2 separate regions of the Homo sapiens genome follow, and region 2 is linked to region 1. Evidence: read pairs that join two places in POLR2A ChIA-PET (ENCODE). Cell type or tissue: GM12878. All regions are shown on one strand. Links, peaks and the distances in the headings refer to the core of each region. The heading gives the core; the rest is flanking DNA. Region 1 overlaps ANKRD33B (ankyrin repeat domain 33B). Region 2 overlaps DAP (death associated protein).

Region 1 (8,393 bases), core at 231-8,230:
GGCCTGTCCCTGCCATCTTCCTTAAGGAACAGAAATTGGGTGGTGTCCCTCGATGGTTCTAGTCACACTCCTGGCTTCTCTCTGTTGCCTTTGGTCACAGATGGTGTCTTCATCTGCTTAGGCTGTGATAAAGGAAATAAGCAGCTCTCTGGGGCCTCTTTTGTGAGGGCACTAATCCCACCACGAGGACCCCTCCGTCAGGACCTAATCACCTCCGAAAGCCACCTGCTGTAGTGTCATCCTGGAGGCAGGATTTTCGCACAGGAATTTCGGAGGACAGAAACATTCAGACTGTGGCAGGTGGGAAGCTGGATAGGAGGGAAGATTCCTGTGTTCTCAGCTCTCTTGGGAGCTGGCCCACCCAGGGGTAGCCGTGCTGCCAGACAGAGCTGGAGTCCAAGTCAGGTAGCAGGATCGGGTGGCCGGGGTATGTACCAGGGTCTGGGCTATCCTGAGGGCAGCATCACAGCTGGAAACCTGCCTGGGTGGACAGGAGGAGGCGGGCAGAGGCCTCAGCCATTATCCTGCTTCCTCCACTTGGCCTGGCTGATGTTCTTGGAGGCTGATTTTAAAATACAATACACAGTGTTTGGGGGGAAAATGACCCCACATGAGCAAGGAAATTAGAGGTGAATACCTCTTCCACCTCACTGTCAGCCCTCTCTTCAGTCTGCTCTCTGGAGATAACTGTTGTTAATGATTTGATGCCTAGATGGGTTTACTCTGCCTTTTCAATTTAAATAAAATCATTATTATAATGTATTTTTTCTTTACTTCTTGTTTTCTTTCGTTCTTTCTTTCTTTTCTTTTTTTTTTTTTTTTTGAGTCTGAGTCTTGCTCTATCGCCCAGGCTGGGGTGCAGTGGCACAATCTCAGCTCTCTACAACCTCTGCTTCCCAGGTTCAAGCGATTCTCTTGCCTCAGCCTCCCGAGTAGCTGAGATTATAGGCGCCAGTCACCGTGCCCAGCTACTTCTTGTATTTTCAGCAGAGGCGGGGTTTCACCATGTAGGCCAGACTGGTTTTGAACTCCTGACCTCAAGTGATCCGCCCACCTTGGCCTCCCAAAGTGCTGGAATTACAGGCGTGAGCCGCCGGGCCTGGCCTTTTTTTTCTTTTTTACTGGCTTTTGTTATCTTCCCCTACTTACTGATTTGCTTGAGCTCTCTGTGGCCGCCACTGTGTGCACCCACCCTCTGGCCTGGGCTCTGATCCCTGGACACCCAACCTAGGCTGCTGCCTGAGGCTTTGGGACTGAATTGTTGAGGTTGCATACGGAGGCAGAGGGGAGAGGGACTTTACACCATTTAAACAAACACAGATTAAAAAGCTTCCTTGTGTGTGTCTTAATTGCCTCAATGTGCCGAAGAGATTTTCCCTAATTTCTTTCTGAACCTCCAGGGGCTGCCCCTGTCCCCATGGGCATAGTTTCCTTAGACACTGGCTCCCAATCTTGCGCCTCCGGCGTCAGCATCACCTGGGCTGGCTCATGTGAGCATTAACACAGATCTGGTGGAAACACAGACTGCCAGGCCCTGCCCCTGGAGTCTTTCTTTGAATAGGCCTGGGGTGGGGCCCAAGAATGAGCAGATCAACAGGTTTCCTGGTGAGGCTGATGCCACTGGCCCAGGGACCCCACATTGAGGATGGAGAGCTTTGAAGATTTTATGCCTGATGACGGCAAAGGACCCCTCTCAGTGGGCACTGAAGACCAGCAGAGTCACAGACCCCACGAGAGATGTTGTCAGACAGACACAGAGGCATCACGGAATTAAAGTGAAAATGAGGAAGGCAGGTGAGCATGTGTTCATGACTTTCCTGTGCTGTTTTGCCAAAGAGGCTGTTTAGGCCCAATCAGGTGATGTCCCATTTTAATCAATTTCATAACCAGTTTTATTTCTTTGATGATTTGTTAATTTCAAAAGCTGTCCATGCATATTTGCTTACAGCCAAAAATGACTACAAAAGTATTATCAGGGAGGAAGAAAAAGATCCCTTCTCTGTCTTCCAAATATTCCAGCTCCCTTATCAGCACTCAGGAGTCACCTCTTCAGACCTCATTCAGTCCTTTCCAAACACACACGTATGTATGTGCGCTTTGTATTCACATGACTGGGCTAGTGCTGTTGAGACTGTGTTTTTAGTGGTTTTGTTCACATGGTTATTAATCTAGAAGCTCCTGCTGTGTCGGTGTCCCTGAGCCCTGCCAGGCGCTCGTAGCCCTGCCTTCCTGCACGGGGATGTGTGGCTCATGCCCGGTTCCCCACCAAGACTTCAAATTTGAGAGGCTGCGTTATGACTGGCCTTCACTCACTGTGGTGGACCCGGCTCTTAGGCCAGTCCTTGAACATGAAGTACTTGCTTCTTAAATATTTGTTGGAAAAGAGGATATTGTGTAAAATGCATGAACCGTGGTATACTTAACTGTCCCAGTTACTGGACAGGTGGGCTTTTGAGTTAATCAACGGCAGCAAGGCTGTAGTGAAGTCTTTGGATCTGGGGTGCATCTCTGAGGACAGCGTGTTAGGATCCTGGCAGCTTGAAGCATGTTGAGTGACAGGTGGTCTCAGAGGGCTGAACAGAGGAGTTGATGAGGGCCTGTCAATTACGGGGGGAAGGGTAGAGTTAAGGGAACCAACATTGAAAGGATTAAGGGGAGGGACTCTGCAGAGAGTGACCCAGGCCAAGAAGCTGGAACCCGAGAGGCAGCCTCGGCCTAGAACCCGAGTGACACAGGCCAAGAAGCTGGAACCCGAGAGGCAGCCTCGGCCTAGAACCGCAGCCAGGGGCCGGAGTGGGAGGCAGGGCCAGATGTCCCGCTCCTTCCACCCTGGTCCCCTGCTGAGCCAACCCAGAAACCTCATTGGGGCGGAAACTGGGCAGGTGCTGTTGGTGCAGGTCAGCTTCCTAGGCCGAAAGCAGGGCAAGGAAGAGGAGAAGCAATGTGCAGACACACTCTTAGAACAGAATTGCTTCAGCAAGGGCTGTGCCTGTTTTAAGTGTATGCAGCTGCCAAGTGGTCTTTAGAAAGCTGTGGCGATTTCTCCTTTCCCCTGAGTGTCCAAGAGTGTTCTTGCAAGCCCTGGCTGAGATCAGTCTTTTCAGTATTTCCCTACTCAAATGAACCAAAACTCTGGTTTTCAGTTGTATTTCCCCAGCTCTCTTTTGAGCCTAGTACCTGTTAGGATGCTTTTGGCTTCAACCACAAGGACACTGCCTTCTCTTGCAACACAAGACATCTGCGGGCGATGTTGCAGGGTTGCTTCACTGAGTAGCTGGGTGATGCTGGGACCTAGAGCCACTTCTCAGAAATACATTCGCCTTTTCCTTCATGGTCCCAAGGTGGCCCCAGCTGCTAGAAGTGCCACGGCTTCACGTTGCAACACTCAGGGACATCAAGGAAGAGGAGCAAATCCCTGTCGGCGTTTCCCTTTATAAGACAGGAAAACATTTCCAGAAGGCTCCAGCAGAGTATCGTTGCCATCTCACCAACCAGGGTTGCGTCACAAGCCCGTGCCAAACCAGTGATGGAGGATGGCTTGTGTAGACAGCAGTCGCACTAAGCAGAATCAGCATTGTGAAGCGCAATCTTAAAGCAACCATATGTTTATATTATTTGCTATGGCAACTGGGTTGGTTGTCTGAGAGTTGGAAGCTCTGGGTTTCTGGAGGACACAGCATTTATGAGTACGAATTCGGATGCAAATGCCTTCATCTGCCTTTTGAGTGTTCTCTAAAAAGTCTAATTTCCTCGGCTATTTAATGCACAATAAAAATACAGCCAAATCTGTACTAGGTCTGTAAATGGAGAGAACGTTTGAAAATAAATCCCCATGTAATCCCTAAGTCTCATTTAGCCAGTCATTTCAACTTTCACCACCGCTCCACTAACAAAAATAAAATAAGATAACCAAAGAAAGGAACAAGAAGTCCCATGGATAGAGTTGTGTGTTTATTTCTGTTTCCTTGTTGTGCTTTAACAGAATAGCATGGACGTGGTAAAGTGAGGAAACGCCAGGGGTCTCTTTGAGCTGGTGATGGGATACAGCACGTGAAGCTTGTTTTGGGTATAAGGAACCTCTGATGTGTGCTTGCAACTTGTTATTTCTTGCATTTAATTGTAAAATTCTGAGGCTACGTGCTGAGAGCCAGCCTGGCAGGATGCTGCCCGGGGACGGGGACAGAACGGGAGGGATTCTCAGGGGCAGCTGTGGGTTTGGGCTGCGGGGGAGCCCTGGTTCCTGAGCTGAATCGGGGAGAGTCCCAGTTCAGAGGAGAATTTATGACTTGGTCAGAACCCAGGAACAATGCCTCTTCATGTTATTTATCTTATTTTATTAGCAGTGCACACGATCACGATCTTAGTGTGATCTCATTGTGATGTTCATGTTGTTTTGAAGTGCTTCCTTTTTTCTCAGTTTATACCGTTTCAAATAAGAGAGTAGAACTTGGTGAGTCTCGGTTTCCCAGCGTTGCCTTATCTTTTCCTGTGAGCTTTTCTGAGCTCTTCTGATTGGCCATGGCAGCGCCACACCCCTGCCCGCTGGCCAGCCAGGAGGGCTCCTCAGCCAGCTTGGGGCTTGCCTGGCTCCTCCTTCAGACCCCTGCCTGCCCTGCAAAGAGCAGGGATGCTGCCCTCCCCTACTAACCCTGCCCCTCCATCTGCATGGTAAATGCCTTATGCTAAGAATTCCTGGAGTCTGTTCATGCCGCGTGGCTGGTATGATGTCATATTTCCAAAGCCGACAGCTCCCTCTACTGGCCTGGTCTGGAGAACTGCAGTTTGAGTGCCTTGAGTCAGTCAATCTTAGACAACCCAATTCTGTAACATTTTCCAATTTTTAGAGCAGTTTGTGTTTATTGCCTGTTTTTTTTAGATGGAGTTTTGCTCTTGTTGCCCAGGCTGGAGTGCAATGATGTGATCTTGGCTCACTGCAATCTCCGCCTCCCGGGTTCAAGTGATTCTCCTGCCTCAGCCTCCTGAGTAGCTGGGATTACAGGTGCCTGCCACTACGCCCAGCCAATTTTTTGTATTTTTAGTAGAGACGGGGTTTCACCATGTTGGCCAGGCTGGTATCGAACTCCTGATCTCAGGTCATCCACCCACTTCGGCCTCCCAAAGTGCTGGGATTACAGGCGTGAACCATTGCGCTCGGCCAGCCCAGCTAATTTTTATTTTTTGAGATGGGATCTTGCCATGTTGCCCAGGCTTGTATCTAACTCCTAAGCTCAAGTGATCCTCTAGCCTCAGCCTCCCTGGCCTCTTCGGGCCTTGGCCTCTCTGCTGGGATTACAGGCACGAGCCACCTTGCCCACCCTGATACTTTCAATAAATAAACTTTTCCCAAAGGAGTGGTAGGAATGTTTCAGCCTTTTCATCTAATGCATATTTATTGAGCACCCCAGAGCATGCAGTCAGTTGGAAGTTTTAAGCATGTGAGCTGGGTAACGAGGGCTGTGGCGGCTGTGGGAACCCATATATGCATGGGAACGTGGACGATGAGACACCGTGGGTCAAGGGGCACCAGGGAAGACCTGGAGTTGGAAGGGATGGCTCATCAGGTCACCAAGTAAAAAGAGGAGGCAGAATATTCCAGGTAGAGGGACTCCTTGTGCAGAGGCCACTAGATTAGAGGAAGTGTGGCTCATGAGTGAATTACACGGAATGCTGGCTGTTTGACCATAAAGTGGATTGGGAGGGCATTGGCGGTGAGAGCTGAGGGTGAAGAGGTAAAAACCAGCTCATTGAAGAGTTGAGACCTCATCTAAAGAGCAGAGCCCATGGAGAGTTTCGGATGAGTAGTGGGGATGGTCAGAGGCCCCTGTTGGTGTCACCGTGCTGCTGGTGTGGAGAATGAATGGGGGCAGAAGTGGGACAAAGGAGGCTAGTCAGGACAGGAGCTGTGGCCCCATGGGGACGTGGTAGCCCAGGTCAGGGATGGAGAAACAAAGACAGTTTTAGGAAATTTAAACTTTTTTTTGTAGAGATGAGGTCTTGCCATGCTGCCTATGCTGGTCTCAAATTCCCGTGCTCAAGTGATGTCAGAGGTGCAGTTGGCAGAATGTGGTGATTGCTTGGGTGAGGGAGGATGTGGAGGGCTTGAGACTGAGTCCAGCCGTCTGGCTTGGGTGATGGGGTGACTGGTGGTGTTCATCACTGAATAAGGGATGTGGGAGAGGAGTAGCTTCGGAGGAAAGATGTTTTGGGTTTGATGCATTGAGTTTGTAGGATACCCATGATGAAATACTCAGTAGACAGATACTCAGGTAAAAAACTGAAGAAAAGAGATAGAACTGGAAAGAGTTGATGTGGAAGCTTTAGAGCTGAAACTTGGATCCACAGGAGTGTATAGGATCACCAAAGGAGAGTGTATGAGATAAGGAGGGGGCTTAGCAGGCAGCTGAGGAACAGCAGCATTTCAGGAAGGAGAGAACAGGAGCTCAGAATGTTGAGAGGGCGGAAAATCAGAAGGGTGAGCATCTGCATGTCCATGGAAAGAGCGTGTTTCAGAAAGGATGAAAGAGAGGAGTGAGTGGGAAATGCTGGGGAGATGTTGAATGTGATGAGAACTGACAAATCACCACTGAGTCTCATTGTAAGAAGGTCACTGGGGACTGCTGGGGGTGGTTTCAGCAAAGTCAGAGAGTGTCATTAGCAACAGTGAGAGTAGATGGATCTGGAATTGGACTGAAGCGGAGTTGAATGGTTGATGGAGGGTGGCGGGAACATGAAGACGGCCCACAGGGGTTGCTGTGAGTCACATATGCTTTTAAGATGAGAGACCCTTGAGCATGCATGTCAGCTAGTTATTGCTGTGTAACAAACAACTCCCATGCTCTGGGATGTTTTTATTGCTTATGCATCTGTGGATGGGCTGGGGATCTGTTGATCTAAACTGTCCTTGCTCAAGTCTGTGGGCAAGTCGGGGACCTGTTCTTGGGCACTTCGGCTGGGGCAGCTCTGCTGCATGCATTACTCATCCTCTTCCTGGGAGCAGCGAGCCAGCCTGGGCATGCTCTTCTTGGGGAGACAGCTGAGGCACAAACATGCATGAAAGTCTGGATAAGTACATTTCAACCTTCTGCTTCCATCACGCCTGCAAACATCCCATCGGCCAAGGTTCCACTAGACAGAGAACTGGGAAGTCACTTAACAAAGGGCAGTGTGAAGAAGATGGGCCATTAGTGCATTGTAGGAACTAAGGGCCTTCTGAAGGTTCACTAAAATCAACTTGCAAAAGGCAGGTGAATAAGAGAAGAGGCATACAAAAGAGGCCATGTTCCCATAACATGCGTACATGGGAGCCTTCGGAATGAAAACCCAAAAATGCAGGAGGAATTTTCCATTTTTCTGCTTAGGTTCAACAAAGTGTGGACAGTTATGTAGAAATATAGTTGGACAGGCCAGGCACGGTGGCTCATGCCTAGAATCCCAGCACTTTGGGAGGCTGAGGCAGGAGAATGGCTTGAACCCAGGAGGCTGAGGTTGCAGTGAGCCAAGGTCGCGCCACTGCACTCCAGCCTAGGTGACAGAGTGAGACTGTGTCAAAAAAAAAAAAAAAAGAAGAAGAAATATAATGCTAATAAATAGACTGAGTGGGGAAACCCCACAGGCCTGCCTGTCTCCTCGATTCTTCTAGGTTTCTCTGAGCAGCACTTCTTCCTTCTGGGAGTGACTCTCCCTGGAACAGGGGTCTTATGACCTACAGTCGGACATGGCAAGTCAGATAATTTCTTTATGTTAGGGCAGTATTTTTAGGTTTTAGGGAACCTTTAGGCTGGCCTTAGGGAAAAGGGGTTCTGGTTTCAAAGATCTGCCTTGGGGAAGAGGGATTCCAGTTTGGATGGCTGGCCTCAGGGAAGAAGGGACTGAGACATGGGAGGGCAGGAGGGCAGAGAGAAACCTTTGCTTCTGAGGCCTTCACTGTGGGGTATTGCTTTCTGAGCCCCAACAGCATTCTGAGGGAAGTGGGTCTGCAAGGAATGAGAGGTTGATGAGAAACAGGAGGGATCTGATAAATATTCCACAGCAGTGGGCAGGGAGTGGCTGTCAAGCACAGGAGGGGAGGAGCAGGGATAAGCCTCCTTCAGCAAGAGGAGAATCCCCTGCGTTTTCAATAGGAAAAGTGAACTGAGGATTGACGAGGTTCATAAACTTGGAAAGAAGAGCTTTCTTCTCATAAAGGGTTGCAGCCTGCAGGGTGGCTATTGTGGCAGGGAAGCAGCGCCTCTGGCCAGAAGCCAGAAACAGACCCTTCCAGGGGCAGAAGAACAAGACAGAAGAACAATGCATGCTGAAGGAGGTGGCTCAATACACATATTCCATAAGCTATGGGAGAAGCATTGAATATCGATGAGAGGAGAAACACGCAAGTGTGCAATCGAGCTCCGTGC
Region 2 (8,260 bases), core at 1-8,000, 57 kb after region 1:
ACAGAGCACTTGGTTTTGCCTTAGATTTCCCAGCAGAGTAGGATTTGGGCGAAACTGCTGGTTCTCTCTGTCAGGGAAATACCAAGTGCAGCAGAGCCGGGGCCATGGGGCAGGCTGGTGGACTCCAGGCTCACTTGCGTGGCTGCTGGATGTGCTGGGTTCTTGGGGAAGGATGCTTGTCCATGGAGGCATGCGGCTTCTGGTGAGCCACCTGCGCAGCCGCCGGGGGGAAATCTTTGTCACCCTGTCAGGAAACACGGAAAGCTCAGGTTAATCAATAGGAAGCATGGGGTTTGTGGGTGAGGAAGCCCCAGGCCAGTGCCCACCAGCGTCCCTGCGGAAGGATAGCAATTGTGTGTGAGGAAGCCTCAGGCCAGCATCCACCAGCGTCCCTGTAGGAAGCATGGGGTTTGTATGTGAGGAAGCCCCAGGCCAGGGCCCACCAGCGCCCCTGCAGGAAGCATGGGGTTTGTATGTGAGGAAGCCCCAGGCCAGCGCCCACCAGCGTCCCTGCAGGAAGCATGGCGGTTGTATGTGAGGAACGTCCAGGCCAGCGCCCATCAACGTCCCTGCAGGAAGCATGGTGTTTGTGGGTGAGGAACCCCCAGGCCAGCACCCACCAGTGTCCCTGCAGGAAGCATGGTGTTTGTGGGTGAGGAACCCCCAGGCCAGCACCCACCAGTGTCCCTGCAGGAAGCATGGTGTTTGTGGGTGAGGAAGCCCCAGGCCAGCGCCCACCAGCGTCCCTGCAGGAAGCATGGGGTATGTATGTGAGGAAGCTCCAGGCCAGAGCCCACCAGCGTCCCTACAGGAAGCATGGCAGTTGTATGTGAGGAAGCCCCAGGACAGCGCCCAACAGAGTCCCTGCAGGAAGGATGGCGGTTGTATAAGAGGAAGCTCCAGGCCAGCACCCACCAGCGTTCCTACAGGAAGCATGGTGTTTGTGGGTGAGGAAGCCCCAGACCAGCGCCCACCAGCATCCCTGCAGGAAGCATGGCGGTTGTATATGAGGAAGCTCCAGGCCAGAGCCCACCAGCGTCGCTGTAGGAAGCATGGGGTTTGTATGTGTGGAAACTACAGGCCAGCAGCCACCAGCATCCCTGTAGGAAGCATGGTGTTTGTGGGTGAGGAAGCCCCAGGCCAACGCCCACCAGCGTCCCTGCAAGAAGCGTGGGGTTTGTATGTGAGGAAGTCCCAGGCCAGCACCCATCAGCGTCCCTGCAGGAAGCATGGTGTTTGTGGGTGAGGAAGCCCCAGACCAGTGCCCACCAGCGTCCCTGCAGGAAGCATGGGGTTTGTATGTGAGTAAGCCGAAGGCCAGCAGCAACCAGCCTCCCTGCAGGAAGCATGGGGTTTGTATGTGAGGAAGCCCCAGGCCAGCGTCCACCAGGGTCCCTGTAGGAAGCATGGCGGTTGTATATGAGGAAGCTCCAGGCCAGCGCCCACCAGTGTCGCTGGAGGAAGCATGGGGTTTGTGGGTGAGGAAGCCCCATACCAGCGTCCCTGCAGGAAGCATGGCAGTTGTATGTGAGGAAGCCCCAGGCCAGCACCCACCAGCTTCCCTGCAGGAAGCATGGGGTTTGTGGGTGAGGAAGCTCCAGGCCAGCGCCCACCAGCGTCCCTGCAGGAAGCATGGCAGTTGTATGTGAGGAAGCCCAGGCCAGCACCCACCAGCGTCCCTGCAGGGCAGGCGTGGACTGTGAATGGATAAAGGAAGGTGGAAGTCTGTCCCTTGTGGGTGTTAGGGGGCCTGGGCAATCAAAACCAGGGAATGGCAGGTGGCACTGAGGCCCACACACTGGCAGGACAGCAAGAATGCTCACTGGCTCTGCCCCATGCCGTGAGACACAGGAACATGCGACTCCCACAGAACTGACTTGGATGCTGCGGGGTTTCTTCTGCTACATCTGTATTTGTGACTATTTAAATTGGGGGCAGGACAGAACCAAATCCAGGATCTTAAGTTCAGATGTGCCACCACAGCTGTGAGCCAGGCCTGGGACGCTGGCTGGGAAGGAAATGCACAGGGCGCCTACGAGACAGAGCCAGGTTCGGCCTGTCCAGTCTCAGGAGGGACTCCCTATTTTCCAGAGGGATCAATGGGCTTCTGTGCCAACTGTGGGTGTGGCCAGGGTGGGGTCCACATGGGCAGGCTGGAGCCACACTTCTCTGGCTGGCAGGTTGGCTGGCTGCGGTCACAGCTCCACCAACAGTGGGCTGTCCCCAACACTGGCACTTTCTTCAGGCATCCTCTGATAAGAAAGTGAATGTTCTGAGAACAGCAGCCCTATGGACGGCAATACTGTGGGGTTCACTGCGGGGGTTTGCTGATGGGAGTTCACTGGTGGGAGGTCTGCGCTTAAGTCACAATGTTGGGTCTCACCAGACGGCGGCTCTGGAAAGGTAAAGGATGCGAGTCTGGCCTGCGGTCTGCAGAAGCAGCCTCTGGGGAAACGCGGCAATGAAGAGAGCCATGGCCACAGAGGAGATGAGCAGTGGTGCTGGGTTATTCCAGGTAGAGTTTAACAAAACCAGAAGCAACCAGGAGACTCCATGCTGCCATGCAAAAGCCTCAAACCCACCGCAGACACTCCCAGACTTACCCGGGCGATGACCCCAGAGATGAACACAGTGGGTTTAGGTGGACTGGAAAAAAAGAAGGGAAAAGGCAGATTTAACAAAACAGTCCACAACAGGGAACACGGTGGCAGACGATGTGTATGTGGATGAGCCAGGCTGGAGGGCGTGGAGGCAGAATGGGAAGCAAACCTCTCCTCTGCGTTATTTGTTGTAATGATCACACTACGGGGCTCGGGAGCCTCCTTCTCCTGAGGCTAGTTCAGCCCCAAGTACGAGAGAGAAACAGACTGCAGCCAACTGCGAGTGAATTGCCTTCAACCACTTTCTATTTGTGTTTTTTTTAGGGACAGGGTCTCTGTCACCCAGGCTGGAATGCAGAGGCACGATCATAGCTCACAGCAGCCTCCACCTCCTAGACTCAAGTGATCCTGCTTCAGTCTCCCGAGTAGCTGGGACAACAGGTGTGCAGCATCATACCTGGCTATTTTCTTTTATTTTTGTAGAGACAGGGTCTTGCTATGTTGCCCAGGCTAGTCTCAAACTCCTGGCCTCAAGCCATCCTTCCACCTTGGCCTCCCAAAGTGCTGGGATTACAGGGATGAGCCACTGTGCCCAGCCTATTTTTGTTTTTTGGTTAAATCAACACATTTTAACTATGGGCAAGCCCATTTATTTGGATTTAATGAGATCGTGAAACAGGCGCTTCCCTAAAGCAGGGGAGAAGTAGCTTTACATGGTGTGGACTTGGAGACTTTCTCACTGCCTCCTCAACCCTAGGCTTCCCCTTCCAGCGTCCTCACAGGGGAGATTCTAGAGCCAACACAAACCTCCCGTCCCCATCAATCCCTGAGCATTACAAATATAAGGTCCTTGGGAAACATGTCACCTCTTGACATGTTAACTCACACTGAGCTCACCTAAACTGCCGAGTATTGAGGGAATGGATGCAGTACCAAAGCAGTACAGCTCAGTGTGAAAAAACAGACAAGCCCAAACAGGCTCAAATCGCCAGCAGGTCTACCACCTGGAAACACACACTGTTAACGTGGGGCTATCCTCCCAGGCTTTCCTTCTATGGACAGATGTACGTGCTTGTCTTCTTATTAACTTTTTTCTTACAAAAATAGTTATACTGTTTTGTAATCTGCCTTCTGAACTAAGGCTATGGCAAGCATCTCTCCATGTAATTATATACTCTTCTGTACACTTATTTTTTATGGCTACGTGTGCCATAATTTAAAAACATCAGGACACAGTTTGAGGTAGTGGACAAGGTGTGTGCACTTCCAAATGCCTCCACCAAGAGGTACAGACACCCAAGACCTGGAGGTGAATACAAGGTCAGCCCAGCTGGGACAGCGCGATCGATCGGGGACACTCACGGAGGTGGGTGGAGGGGAAGCATCTCCCTCTTAGTTCAGTTTTGCTTAAGGCCAGTCCTGCTGGGTAGAGGGGGTAGAATTTATCCCCTGAGCTCACCAGCCTGTCTCTTCCCAGCTCTGCTTCTCCTCTGCTGCCAGTGGTCTTTTTTAAGGAATCCACTTGTCTTAGCTTTGTTTTGCTGCAGTCAAAAGTCCCAGCATTCCGAAAGTTCACTGACTGTTTACTTCCCCAAAGAGTTTACCAAAAACACCTGAAATTCCCCCAAGTAATTTCTGTTACTTCGCGACATTAAGAAACTTCAAGTTTTACTAAGCAGCACAGAGATGCCCCATACATTACCTTGGTTTTATTTAGTGTTTGTTGTGTGGTTACCCAGGTTGGATTTTTTTCCCCTTCCTTTACGTACATGATTTAGCTATAGGATTAATAGTCGGCCAGAAATGAGTAAGCTCAGCTCAAGTTTAAAAGTCCCGCCACGTGGTATAACTGAATTCATTTGGATTCTTAAAGCACATCCTGCTGTGATGGCTGATACCATCCACAGGGGAGGGCTTCCAGGGATTCAGGGCCAAGGAGTTTGCATCCAAAGCTCAGGAACTGTGGTCTGAATTCTAACATTTTAGAAAAGATTTGGAAAGGAATACACAAATGGCAGCACAAAGTTTCTTAACGTCGTTTGGAATGTTCTTTTAAACATCTAGGAACAGCCTGAAGCAGGGATGGCCCCACTCTGGTAGCGAATCATATAGTATCATCTTCAACAAGGCACAGCCGTCTTTCCGTAGCAGGAGTGCACAGTGGCTTCCACTGTCTCCATGTCCTATTTGTTTTTTAACCTGCTGAGGCTCTGAAAGGCGGAAATGCAGGACATCACCCCACTCCAGAAACTTGATATAAAATGTCATCCATAGAGAGTCAATCTAGTAAGAATACATGCATAATAAAGGGAATTAGCTTCCTCACCAAACTGAGCCCTAAAAGGTGGCTGAGGAAGCTTGAGTAATTATATACATATATAAACACCCTCCCCTCTACAGACACACACACACACAAACAAACACCTTGTTTTATGGCATCTGCTTATCGCACTTCACAGGTAATGTGTTTCTTTAGGAATTGAAGGTTTGTGGCAACTCTGCATAAGCAAGTCTATGGGTGTCCATCTTCATTATTATTATGTCTGTTACAGTGATCTGTGGTCATTGATCTTTGATGTTACTACTGTAATTGTTTTGGGGCACCACGAACCGTGCCCATATAAGATGGTAAACTTAATCAATACTTGTCATATGTGTTCTGACAGTTCTACTGACCAGCCATTCCCTGTCTCTCTCCTTCTCTTCAGGCCTCCCTATTCCCTGAGACATAGCAATATTGAAATTAGGGCAATTAACAACTCTACAATGGTCTATAATGGCCTGGAAGTATTCAAGTGAAAGGAAGAGTTGCATGTCTCTCACTTTCAATCAAAAGCTAGAAATGACCCAGCTTAGCGAGGAAGACATGTCGGAAGCTCAGACAGGCTGGTCTCTTGCACCAAATAGCCAAGTTGTGAATGCAAAGGAAGAGTTATGGGAGAAAATTAAAAATGCTACTCCAGTGAGCACTGGAGTGAGTGACAAGGAAGTAAAAGAGCATTATTGTTGATATGGAGAAAGTTCGAGTGGTCTGGATAAAAGACAAGCCACAACATTCCCTTAAGCCAAAGTCTAATCTAGAGAAAGGCCCTAACTCCCTTCAGTTCTATGAAGGCTAAGAGAGGTGAGGAAGCTGCAGAAGAAAAGATGGAAACTAGCAGAGGTTGGTTCATGAGGTTTAAGGAAAGAAGCCATCTCCAGAAGATAAAAGTGCAAGGTGAAGCAGCAACTGCTGAGGAAGAAGCTGCAGCAAGTTCTCCAGAAGATCTAGCTAAGATCATTGATGAAAGTGGCCACACTAAACAACAGATTTTCAATGTTGACAAAACAGCCTTTTATTGGAAAAAGATGTCATCTAGGACTTACACAGCTAGAGAGGGAAGTCAATGACTGGTTTCAAAGCTTCCAAGGGCAGGCTGACTCTTAGTAGGGACTAATGCAGCTGATGACTTTAATTTGAAGCCAATGCTCATTTACCATTCCAAACATCCTAGGGCCCTTACGAATTACATAAAATCTACTCTGTCTGTGCTCTATACATGGGATGACAGAGCCTGGATGACGGCACATTGGTTTACATCAAGGTTTACTGCTTATTTTAAGCCCACTGTTGAGACCTACTGCTCAGAAAAAAAGATTCCTTTCAAAGTATTACTGCTGATTTATAATGCTCCTGGCCACCCAAGACCAAGTATACAAGGAGATTAATGTTGTTTTCATGTCTGCTAAAACAACATTCATTCTGCAACCCATGGATCAAGAAGTAATTTTGACTTTCAAGTCTTATTATTTAAGAAATAAGTAATTCCACTGGTAGATTTGGGCAAAGTAAATTGAAAACCTTCTGGAAAGAATTTACTACTATAGATGCCACTAAGAATACTCATGATTCATGGGAGGAGGTCAAAATATCAATATTAACAGGAGTTTGGAAGAAGCTGATTCCAACCCTCATGGGTAACTTTGAGGGGGTTCAAGACTTCACTGGAGGAACTAACTGCAGATGTGGTGAAAACAGCAAGAGAACTAGGATTAGAAGTGGAGCCTGAAGATGGAACTGAATGGCTGCAATCTTGTGATTAAAATCCTCAGGGATGAGGAGTTGCTTCTCATGGATGAGCAAAGAAAGTGATTTCTTGAGCTGGAATCTACACCTGGTGAAGATGCTGTAAACACTGAAAATAACAACAAAGGATATAGAATATTATATAAACTTAATTGATAAAGCAGTGGCAGGGTTTGAGATGACTGACTCCATTTTTGAAAGAAGTTCTACCATGGGTAAAATGCTATCAAACAACATTGTATGCTGCAGAGAAATCTTTCTTTCCTGAAAGGAAGAGTTGATCTATGTTCTATGTCACAAACTTCATTGTTGTCTTTTTTTTTTTTTTTTTTTTTTTACAGAGGGAGAGGGTCTCACTCTGTTGCCCAGGCTGGAGTACAGTGGTGTGATCTCTGCTCACTGCAACCTCTACCTCCCAGGTTCAAGTGATTCTCATGCCTCAGCCTCCAGAGTAGCTGGGATTACAGGCACACACCACCATGCCTGGCTAATTTTTGTATTTTTAGTAGAGACAGGGTTTTGTCACGTTTGCCAGGCTGGTCTCGAACTCCTGGCCTCAAGTGATCTACCCACCTTGACCTCCGAAAGTGCTAGGATTGCAGGCATGAGCCATCACACCTGGCCTGTTGTCTTATTTTAAGAAACTGCCACAGCCACTCCAACCTTCAGCAACCACCACCCCAATCAGTCAGCAGCCATCAACACTGAGGCAAGACCCTCTACCAACAAAAAGACTGAGCCTCACTGAAGGCTCAGATGATCATTAGCATACAGAATTTTTAAATTTTTAAAATTTTAAATTAAGTTATGCATTGTTTTTTAGACGTAATGCTACTGTACACTTAATAGGCTACAGTGGAGGGTAAACATAACTTTTATATGCACTGTGAAACCAAAAAGTTGTGGGACTCACTTTATCACAATATTTGCTTTATTATGGTGGCCTGGAGCAGACCCTGCAATATCTCTGAGGTCTGCCTGTACATATTCATTATTGAAACGCAGACAAGCAAAACAAGTTAAAATCACTTGTACTTCTGTATTACTGTACGTGTGTATTTATAAAGATTGACACACACACACAACTACTGTCCCATCACAACTGCTGAATGGCCATGGAGACTCTGGAGGCTAAAGGAGATCCCCAGCAATGAGGGTGGTCTACCCTGTGAGTACGCCACCCTTTGCAGAGGTGGAGTGGAACTCCAGGACGCAGAGGCGCCATCCAGCAGTAGGGCGCCAGCCTGGAGAGGCCTCCATGTTGGGTGTTCCTGACAGGCTCCTTGGTTGAGCCCAGCCCCACTGTGTAGTAGCTGCCACGTGAGGCTCTCGGGGGACCTGGCTATCAGGAATCTGTCTCCAGCACTGGTCCCCTGTGTGCACTGAGGACGGGAGTCTGGAGCCCAGGGGCCTGCCACAGTCCCGCCCTTCCTCCCTGCCCTCGGTGCTCCTCAGAGGTGCTGTCCTCTGGGCGTCTCCTGCATTGATCACGACAAGGGTGGGGTTCTATGCCTCGAGTATGTACCCGGAGAAATGTGTGTGAACAGTGATGATATGAGATCATGACAGCTCTGCTCTAGCCTGAGTGCTGGAA

Evidence for each region. Peaks named below come from ENCODE experiments on the same cell type or tissue, not always from the same donor. Only the 100,000 strongest peaks of a DNase experiment are listed, where the experiment ranks them.
Region 2: POLR2A ChIA-PET joins it to region 1 with 10 read pairs; 2 of 35 experiments call an interaction of 5 or more read pairs at or near these places.

The regions. Positions count from the first base shown.
Region 1 is chr5:10,623,325-10,631,717 of GRCh38, forward strand. All of the region lies in intron 2 of ANKRD33B (ankyrin repeat domain 33B), which reads left to right. Among named protein-coding and RNA genes, the nearest start is that of ANKRD33B, 63 kb to the left of the region's middle. RefSeq lists enhancers at 4,270-4,549, 4,570-4,619, 8,051-8,190, 8,178-8,393, 8,221-8,300 and 1 more. In GM12878, for the core only: a CTCF peak has its summit at 4,747 (motif pointing left); a DNase peak (open chromatin) is centred at 4,567; H3K4me3 peaks cover 1,765 bases; H3K27ac peaks cover 5,024 bases.
Region 2 is chr5:10,680,926-10,689,185 of GRCh38, forward strand. It overlaps DAP (death associated protein), which reads right to left. Exons shown (of 4, transcript NM_004394.3): 3 at 2,604-2,646; 4 at 1-244. The coding sequence ends at 131. Among named protein-coding and RNA genes, the nearest start is that of DAP-DT, 76 kb to the right of the region's middle. RefSeq lists enhancers at 820-1,320, 3,820-3,899, 4,000-4,309. In GM12878, for the core only: no CTCF peak of the experiment used is centred there; a DNase peak (open chromatin) is centred at 4,306; H3K4me3 peaks cover 1,265 bases; H3K27ac peaks cover 3,009 bases.